2 separate regions of the Homo sapiens genome follow, and region 2 is linked to region 1. Evidence: chromatin loops called from intact Hi-C (ENCODE). Cell type or tissue: MCF 10A. All regions are shown on one strand.

Evidence for each region. Hi-C counts contacts between places; a loop is a spot of excess contacts. Peaks named below come from ENCODE experiments on the same cell type or tissue, not always from the same donor. Only the 100,000 strongest peaks of a DNase experiment are listed, where the experiment ranks them.
Region 2: it touches region 1 in a loop (2.9-fold over the local background); 9 of 110 quality-filtered maps call a loop at or near these places.

The regions. Positions count from the first base shown.
Region 1 is chr22:30,889,253-30,893,252 of GRCh38, reverse strand. It overlaps OSBP2 (oxysterol binding protein 2), which reads right to left. Exons shown (of 14, transcript NM_030758.4): 7 at 3,617-3,763; 8 at 2,280-2,525; 9 at 11-131. It overlaps LOC107985544 (a long non-coding RNA gene), which reads left to right. Exons shown (of 3, transcript NR_146603.1): 3 at 3,063-4,000. Among named protein-coding and RNA genes, the nearest start is that of MORC2-AS1, 31 kb to the left of the region's middle. RefSeq lists an enhancer at 1-263. In MCF 10A, a CTCF peak has its summit at 2,463 (motif pointing right); a DNase peak (open chromatin) is centred at 2,462.
Region 2 is chr22:30,800,757-30,804,756 of GRCh38, reverse strand. The region is part of intron 2 of OSBP2 (oxysterol binding protein 2); the gene reads right to left. Among named protein-coding and RNA genes, the nearest start is that of MIR3200, 71 kb to the right of the region's middle. RefSeq lists a silencer at 1,813-1,912. In MCF 10A, no CTCF peak of the experiment used is centred here; a DNase peak (open chromatin) is centred at 1,756.

The DNA of each region.
Region 1 (4,000 bases):
CCCAGCTCACCTAGCGGCATGATGGAGATGTATTTTCCCCGGAACTTGCTGGAGATGGTGATCTCCTGCCAGAGGCTCCAGCCATGCTTGGAGAACACGTAGTGCGCAGCTGAGGGGGGGTGGTGGCTCACCTGAGACCAGACCCATAGGATGTGAGCATCTGCCAGACATGAGCCCAGGTTCCACTTGCCCCAGCCAGGGAGGGACAGCTTGCCCTGCCTCAGCAGGCACAGCTCTGTGGCCATAGGAGCAGTCCTGGCTGTTCCTCAGGTGGCCATGGACCCAAGGCAGGCCCCCAGGAAGGCACTGCCTTGAGCAGAAAAGCATCCGGGTGCTGTCCTGAGCCTCTCAGTGCCTGGCTCCTGGGCTGTGAAATAGGGGTGATGGTGGACCTCATGCTCAAAGACATGTCTGTGACAGGTGCACTGAGGGCTGATAAAGGGTGTCACACTATGCCGAAGGTTCCATGTCCACTTCTCATCTAATCCTCCCCACACACCAGGTGTGTCTGCTGTGCCATGTTATACCAAGGGGGCCCAGACTGGCAGAGTGATTTTAGCCAAGGGGCAGTCGGGCCCTGCCTCTGGCCAGCCTGGCTCCAGAGCAGGCATCCACATCGATGCACTGCCCCGGGCCCGGCCCTCCCCTGCCTTGCTGGCAGTTCCACCAAGCCTCCCTTGTCTGTTCTTCCTTATTCCATGCTGCTCTGGCTGTGGGGCCCAGGCTTCCCTCTCCTAAGTCTACCCACTCCCCAGGACAGCAGCCCTAGCCTAGCCCTGCCCCTGGCCTCCAGCTGCCCTTGGACATCTCATCTCCCCTCAGACAGGCAGAGCCGGGATCCCGCTGCCCGCAGTGTGCCTCGCCTCACTTCCTGTCTCTGTAAGAGGTGCCCACTTGCTTCCTATGCCCCAGGAGATGGGTTAGCTGGCCCTGAGCTCAGCTGATCCCTCCCCAAGGAGCCCATAGGAAGCTCTGCCTCCTCCTCGCCTATACCTCAGCATCCTGCCCTTCCAGCTGCTCACACCAAACGCTCTGCAGCCTCTCTGGCCCTCCTCATGCTCCTCCTCTAACCCTAAGCAAACCCTTCCTGCCCTTCCTTCAAATCGCATCCAGCATCTGCCCCCTCCACTCCCACCTCCATCTCCCCAGGCTTCCCTGTGGGCCACTCCCTCCATCGCAGTGGAGGGTTCCTCTGGCAGGTCAGGAGGCAGGCCCCACCCGGGGTGCACCGCCCTCCAGCTGCTGCTTCTTCACCCTCCTTTCCTTTCCTCCCCTCACTCTTTCTGCATCAGCAAAGCTGCTCCCTGACCACCCCCTTTCTAAAAGAGCTGGAAGCAGCCACAGTATCTGCCTTGCTTTCCCAGCCCCATGAGAACCAGAGCCGTGTCTGTTCACTTCCCAGCTGAAACCTCCATGTCTGAGCAGCACCTGGCATGTCGAGGGCACCTAATGTCTGCTAAGTGGAGAAATACATTCACTCCAGGGTTCAGGCCAAGGACCCAAGATCACCCTGACTGCCCCCCACCCCCGTATCCAAAGCGTCGGCAAACCAGCTGGCTCATCCTTCAAAAGCTGCCTGTGTTCTGGCCTCCCCCTTCCCCCAGGTCTGGCCACCACACCCCTGCGTGTGTCACTGCAGCCACCTCCTAACGGGGCCTTGCAGCAGCTGCAGCCTCTTCAACTAGCAGCAGGGTCTGTGAATGGCCAGCATCCCACACTCATGCCAGGAGCCAGGGCAACGCCAGCACCAACAGAATCACCTCGTTTCCAACCAGGACGCCCAGGTTCAGCATGGGGCTGCCACTGCTGAGGCTCCTGGGCCTGGGTCTTGGCATATCTCTGTGGGGAAGGGGTGGTGGGGACAGGCTGCTGTCACTGGCTGGGGCAGAGTCCATCCCACCGCACCCAGGCTCCTCCTGCCAGCCGCCTTCAGCTCGGTAGTGACCCCATGCTCCTCCCCAGCAGTGCCCACAGATGCCCCTCCACCTCTGCTCCACAACACCCTGGACTGGAGCTTATCCTCCCGCTCCCTGCAACCAGGCCTGACCTTGTCCTCACCAAGCTGAGTTCTCATGCCCCTCGCCATCTCCAGGAGGCCGTGTGCCTGCCCCTGCCATGGAAGGCCCTGCTCCCTGGCTGGACCTCAGCTTGATGGCCCCTTGGGTATGGGCAGTCAGGGTCAGACAGACGCTGCCTCCCATTTGTCACCTTGGGCCTGGCAGGAACAGCTTGGCCAGAGTGTGGGTGGGCGCCACCCAGTGCCAGCCTAGCCCCCTCACCTGCTCACAGAGGGAGCGCAGGCCCATGTCGTCGAGGCGGTCCAGCTCGAAGGTCTCCCCCAGCATGGGGTTGAAGGGCTTGGCGATGCGGTGCACTGTGGTGGAGTAGGAGGACACAGAGAAGGCGGCCACCAGGCACATCTGCTCCACTGAGCTGGTGCAGTGCACTGCCTTGTCCAGCAGGTGGTGGTACTCCAGGTCCTCTGTCAGCCGCTGGAGCATGGACAGGGGCTCATTGAAGTTCACCTGTGGGTGGACAGGTGGGTGGTCAGGCTGGGCACCAGCCCCGGCTTGGCATGGTGCCCTTGCTTTTCTCGGATGTTCAGGGACATCCCTGCTCAGACAGCACCTTCACAGTGAGGCTCCTCAGATGGCCCTGTCCAACAGTGTGGCCCCCAAGCCATCACCTCCCTGGCCCCTCCTGGCTGTTTTCTCCACAGCCCTTCCCACTTTCTGGTCTGCTGCATCCTACACACTTTTATCATGTTCACTGTTGCTCTCCTCTGCTCGGATGGACACCCACCAAGGCCAGGGGTTCTGCCTGGCCCACTGCTGTATCTTGAGTGCAGAATCTTAGGAAGCAGTGACTGAATGGGCACATGAGTCTGTGGGTGGAGGAAGTGGGTCTTCCCCATGTTGCGAGCTGTGATGGGGCCCGGCACAGGATGGGTTAGGCCCAAGGCCCCTATCTCGGTGTCACATAGGGCAGGGTCACTCTCCCCACCATGATGCCATCGGGTACGAGTCTCAGCTTCCTCGTGTTATCTTGCTCCATCCTCCCAGACACTGAAGAGGACGCTGTGTTTCTCCCCACCCTACACATGTGGACACAGAGGCTGGAGATGTGAAGGAACTTGTTCTGGGTCACACAGCAGAACCGTCTGGCCTAGTGGAGATGCCACTGTAGCCAGGTGGCATGAGGATCCAAGCTCTGAGCCTGCATTTCCTGGGGATGGCACCAGGGATGGCTGCCAGCTGAAGGAGGGCCCACCCCTCCACACACAGCCCCATCCTGCCACTCCCCATCTACAGATCGGGACAGCTGGGACATGGTAAGGTCCTGTGAGATCCAGAGGTGCTCTGGGGCTCCCCAGGTTGCTGATCCATGCAGAGCTTCTCCCTGGCTCCTCCTGTCAGAGCCCAAAGATCCCTGTACTTTGGAAGATTGGGCAATGCCTATGTGCACGATTAGATAATTAGTTACATGCTCCTCAGGTGCCGTTAAGAAAATGACACTCCAAGGCTGTGTGTACTTCACACAGGCCATTACTGCTCATCCACGCACAGGAAAGCAGCCCCAGAGGACCTGTCGGGGCTGCCCTGCCCGAGCCACCCACCGGCATGGGGATCCTGGAGAGCTCCCGGCCGATGCAGTTCTTCATGATGCTCCAGAGGTTAAGGCTGTAGTTGGGCTTGTTGGGAATGCGGACTCGCCTCTTGACTTTGGATGAACCCTTGGGCACGAGCGAGGCACCATCTAGTACCTGCCACATAAGTGGGGACCCCCTCACCGTCAGCAGAGGCCAGAGCGCCCCCTTGGCTTCCAAGTTTCTGCCCTCCACCCTGAGGACTGGCACCAAGCCGGCCACTGGTACGCTGCTGGTGGAAGGCCAGGATGGTGCTCCTGGACTGGGGCATGGGCCTGCCTGCTGGCCCCCAGTTCTTGGTGCTGGCCTGTCCCTCCCACCCCCTAGGCCAGAAGCTGCCTTCTGGCCCTTACA
Region 2 (4,000 bases), 88 kb after region 1:
AAGTGTTTATACGGTAGTTAAAAAATACTTTTGGGTGGAAAAAAGTGGTCAAGAATAATGTAAATCAAGTATATGTCAGATGCGCAGTTATTATACTTTTCCCTTACGACCTTCCCTCTCTACAGAACACTGGTGCGAAACAAATGGTACCTGGGTACCAAGTGGTCTGCTTTATGCAAGTAATGCTAACACATTCTTGGCATGCATTTCCATCAGCACTGCAGCACCACTGCAGCTCATACTGACCCTAAAACCAGCACATCATCTCACATATCTTCCCCCCTCCTCTTTCATTTCATCGGCACCATCAGGCATCCAATGATCCAAGGAAGCTGCCCACCAGAGTCATTTCTGATGCGCACAGCTTAAGCTAGATAGACGGAACAAAACACAGATCTCAGTCCTCCAGCAATGAACCTGTCGAGATTCAGAAGCTTCATTTACATCCATTGGGTTAGAACAGGCATCTCACATGGCTTGGAATCTAGCACAACTAGACATCTCCAGGGCTCTGGAGGATGGTCCCACTAATTCCACCTCCCCTCTCCACTCCCTCTCCTCCCCAACACACCAAATCCCTTTTGCCTAGGCAGTAAAGCCCCCCAGAAGCCCACCCATCCAGTTCTAGGAGTTAACACATCTATCTGTCTGACCTTGCCAGGTGATGGAGATGGGAACCGAATGCTGGTAGGGTCGAAGGCAGAGGTGACCCATCAAGTTTAAACACATCTCCCCCTTCAGTAGATGGCTCAAGGCAGAAGGGGGGCAGCTGTAGGGGCTGAGGAAGCCCAGAGCTCCTCTGGCTGGGTAGTTGCCCAGCGTGACCCTGAACTGCTTACTCAGAGGCACAGGCTGGCTGGAGAAGGGCTTTTCCTGTGACAGGCACCACTGGAGTTTAAAATCCCTTTTGCTTGCTGGGAACACCACACACACACATACACACACACACACCCCACTGGCAGGCAGTGCCTGCCCAGTATCCACTCCAGAGCTCCTCTGCCTGAGTCCAGCTCACTTATAACAGCCAGGTGCACTGAAGTGACCCTCGCCCCGAAGCCCTGATCATGGCAGCTCAGGTGCCTACGGAGACTGGAAGGAGGCAGGGAAAGGGCTCTACTTCTCGCTTGTAGCCCCAGTGAAGGCTGAAGCTTGCCTTCCCCTGCTAAAAGATGGCTGGCCTCTGTCTGGGCTGAATTCCAGTGGCTAGGTTGCTCGGGGCCAGGCCTCTGAACAGAGACCAGAGACGGGAAGCTGTCCCCCCTGTGGCACCAGCCTGGGCAAACAGCTTTTCCTGGTACCTTGTTGTGGGCTGCACCCAAGGTGGAGAGGAGGACATGCCTTGTGACTGTCTGGCTTCTGGCTAAACCCTTTGTCCCCTGGCTTGTGAGGGCAGAGGGGCCTGCCCTCTATCCCAGGACTGGGAAAGTGCTGAGGCATAGCTCTGAGCCCTCAGCCCTGAAAGCTGCTCAAGATCTGGGCTGGAAGAAATTTACAACGGGGAAGGGAAATTTTAAAGCCCAAGAGATCCCATGCCCCAGGACCCGTCCACCCCATCCCTCTTCCGCCCGCCCTGACTCACCCCAGGGAGGGGCTCTCGGGTGTGGACGTGGGTCCTGCCCCGAGGCTGCGAGGGCTCTTGCAGCTGCTGCTGCTGCCGCCGCCGCCGCCGCCTTCCCGCCGCCGCGCTCTCAGTCCATCTGGGTGCAGTGCCGGCTGCCACCGCCTCTCCGAGCCTGGGAGGAGGGCGGTCCCGGGATTGGGTGTGTGCTGCCCGGCGGCTCCGGGTCCGCCTCCCTGCCGCGGGCGCCGCTTCAGCACCGCGGACAGCGTCCAGCCCGCGAGCTCAGAGAGCAGCCGGACCTAGAGGAGCCGTGCGCCCGCTCCGCCCGCCCGCCCGTCAGCCTGAGCGCTGCAAGGGCGCGCCGTGCTGCGTCCTCATTCCTCCAGCCTCCTCCCCACCGCCCGAGGAGGCTCCCTCCGCCCCCTGGAGCACTGCTCGGAGAGCGATGAGAGCCGCGCGAGGCCACCGATCGGTCCCCGGAGGATCCGGCACGCCTCAGCCAGCCTTGTCCCAGGCTGGGATTAGCCTTCTTCTCTCGCCCAGAGGGCTAGATAAAGGCGAGCTCTCCGTGGCGGGACGCAGGCGGGCAGCGGAAGGCGCACCTCAGCCTCTTAAAATGCCCGAGCGTGGCCTGGAACCCGACACGACACTAAGGGCGCTATCGCGCCCCAATCGAGGCTGGAGAGGGCCGGCCCTTTGCCTGGACCCAGCAGGGGAGGGGCCCTCGGATGGTCCACGGCTCCAGCCCTCATTTCTCCAGTCACACGCTACCCGAGGTTGCAAGGAGTGATCCAGTTACAGGCGAGTCTATCTCGGGAACTAGGGGAGATGCGGTCCCATCCCCACTTGGAATCCAATTCCCTCTCCCAGCACCAACCAACAGACGGGACTGCTAGAGCCTGATGACATCTCGCAGAACCGCTTCCACATTCTATTCAAATCCCTCCCACGCCTCCTCCTCCCCAGCCAGGAAAGTCCCTGGGGGGTCATTGATTCTGACTTGGCTTCTGCCACAGACCAGCAACATGACCCAGGCCACCTGAGCCTCAGTTTCTCCTCTGAAACATGAGGGTGGGGTGGGGCTCCTTCTGGTTCCAGGCTCTGCCTACTTCATGGCCTCCCTCACGCCTTTCTGGAGTCCAAGATGAGGATACCCTACCTTCACGGAACTAAATAGGAAACTCCTGTCATTCATTCATTCATTCATTCTATTTATGTACAGACAGGGTCTTGCTCTGTTGCCCAGGCTGGAGTTCAGTGACATGATCATAGCTCACTGCAGCCTGGAACTCCTGGGCTCAAGTGATCCTCCTACCTCAACCTCCTAAATAGCTAGGTCCACAAGTGTGCACCACCATATCTAGCTAGGATTTTTTTTTGTTGTTGTTGAAATGGGGTCTTGCTGTGTTGTCCAAGCTGTTCTCAAACTCCTGGCCTCAAGTGACTCTGCTGTCTCAGCCTCCCCAAAGCACTGAGATTACAGGTATAAGCCACCGCCCCAGCCCTGCCTAATTCTTTTTAAAGCAACCACAACTTTTTAATGCCACATTAATTCAAATCCAAAGACACCTTGATTTTTACCATTTGGTGAGCTCCCGCTTTGAAGGAGAAAGATCGAATAGAATGCATTCAAGTTGAGGTTAATAATTGCTGTCCAAGCAGGCATAGAAGACTCTGCTCAAACATTCACTGACCACGGCTGCTACAAAAAGATCATGGAGCCAAAACATTTATGAAGGGCATAGGTGGAACAGGAGTGGGCATTTATCATTTAGGAAGTGTGCTAGGAAGGAGGCAAGGGTTCCTTCAGATTTCACATCAAAGAAAGGAAGCACATGCCACATATGGTACCTTAAAAAAATAAACAAAACCACTACCTCTACTTGAAAATTACTTCCAAGAGCTTATTTTTCTTTCTTCTCTTTTTTATTAAGTAACATACTGTCAAAACTCAATGACAAGAAACAAATCAGTAATCACGAGCACCAGGTTACATGGGCTTCCTGTTGCAATGGTTGCAGGTATTAAATGTGGGGACAGGGTACACAATCACCTCCCAAACACCCAATGTTTGCCAAGTGGACAAGTCTTTATGCATTTCCTCATTTGGAATGGAATTCCTGGAAGGTCTTATGACAGAAGGTTTCTTCAATTTAACTCCGTTAATAGTCTAATTTATAAAACATTCAGAATTCACCAGCATGTCTATAACCCCACCTTCCAGAAGACGAGCGAGGAACCCAGAGAAGCCAATTTCTAAACACACTCACACAGAGACAGACAGACACACACACACCATTAAAACAAAGCTTAGAATTTCCACTGACATGCCCACAAATTGAAGACCCCAAAAGATTCAGGGTTTGGAACCAACACAAACAACCCAAGCCACACAGCAAGATTTTAAATCACAGTTCAGTTACTCCATTCTTTTCTGGG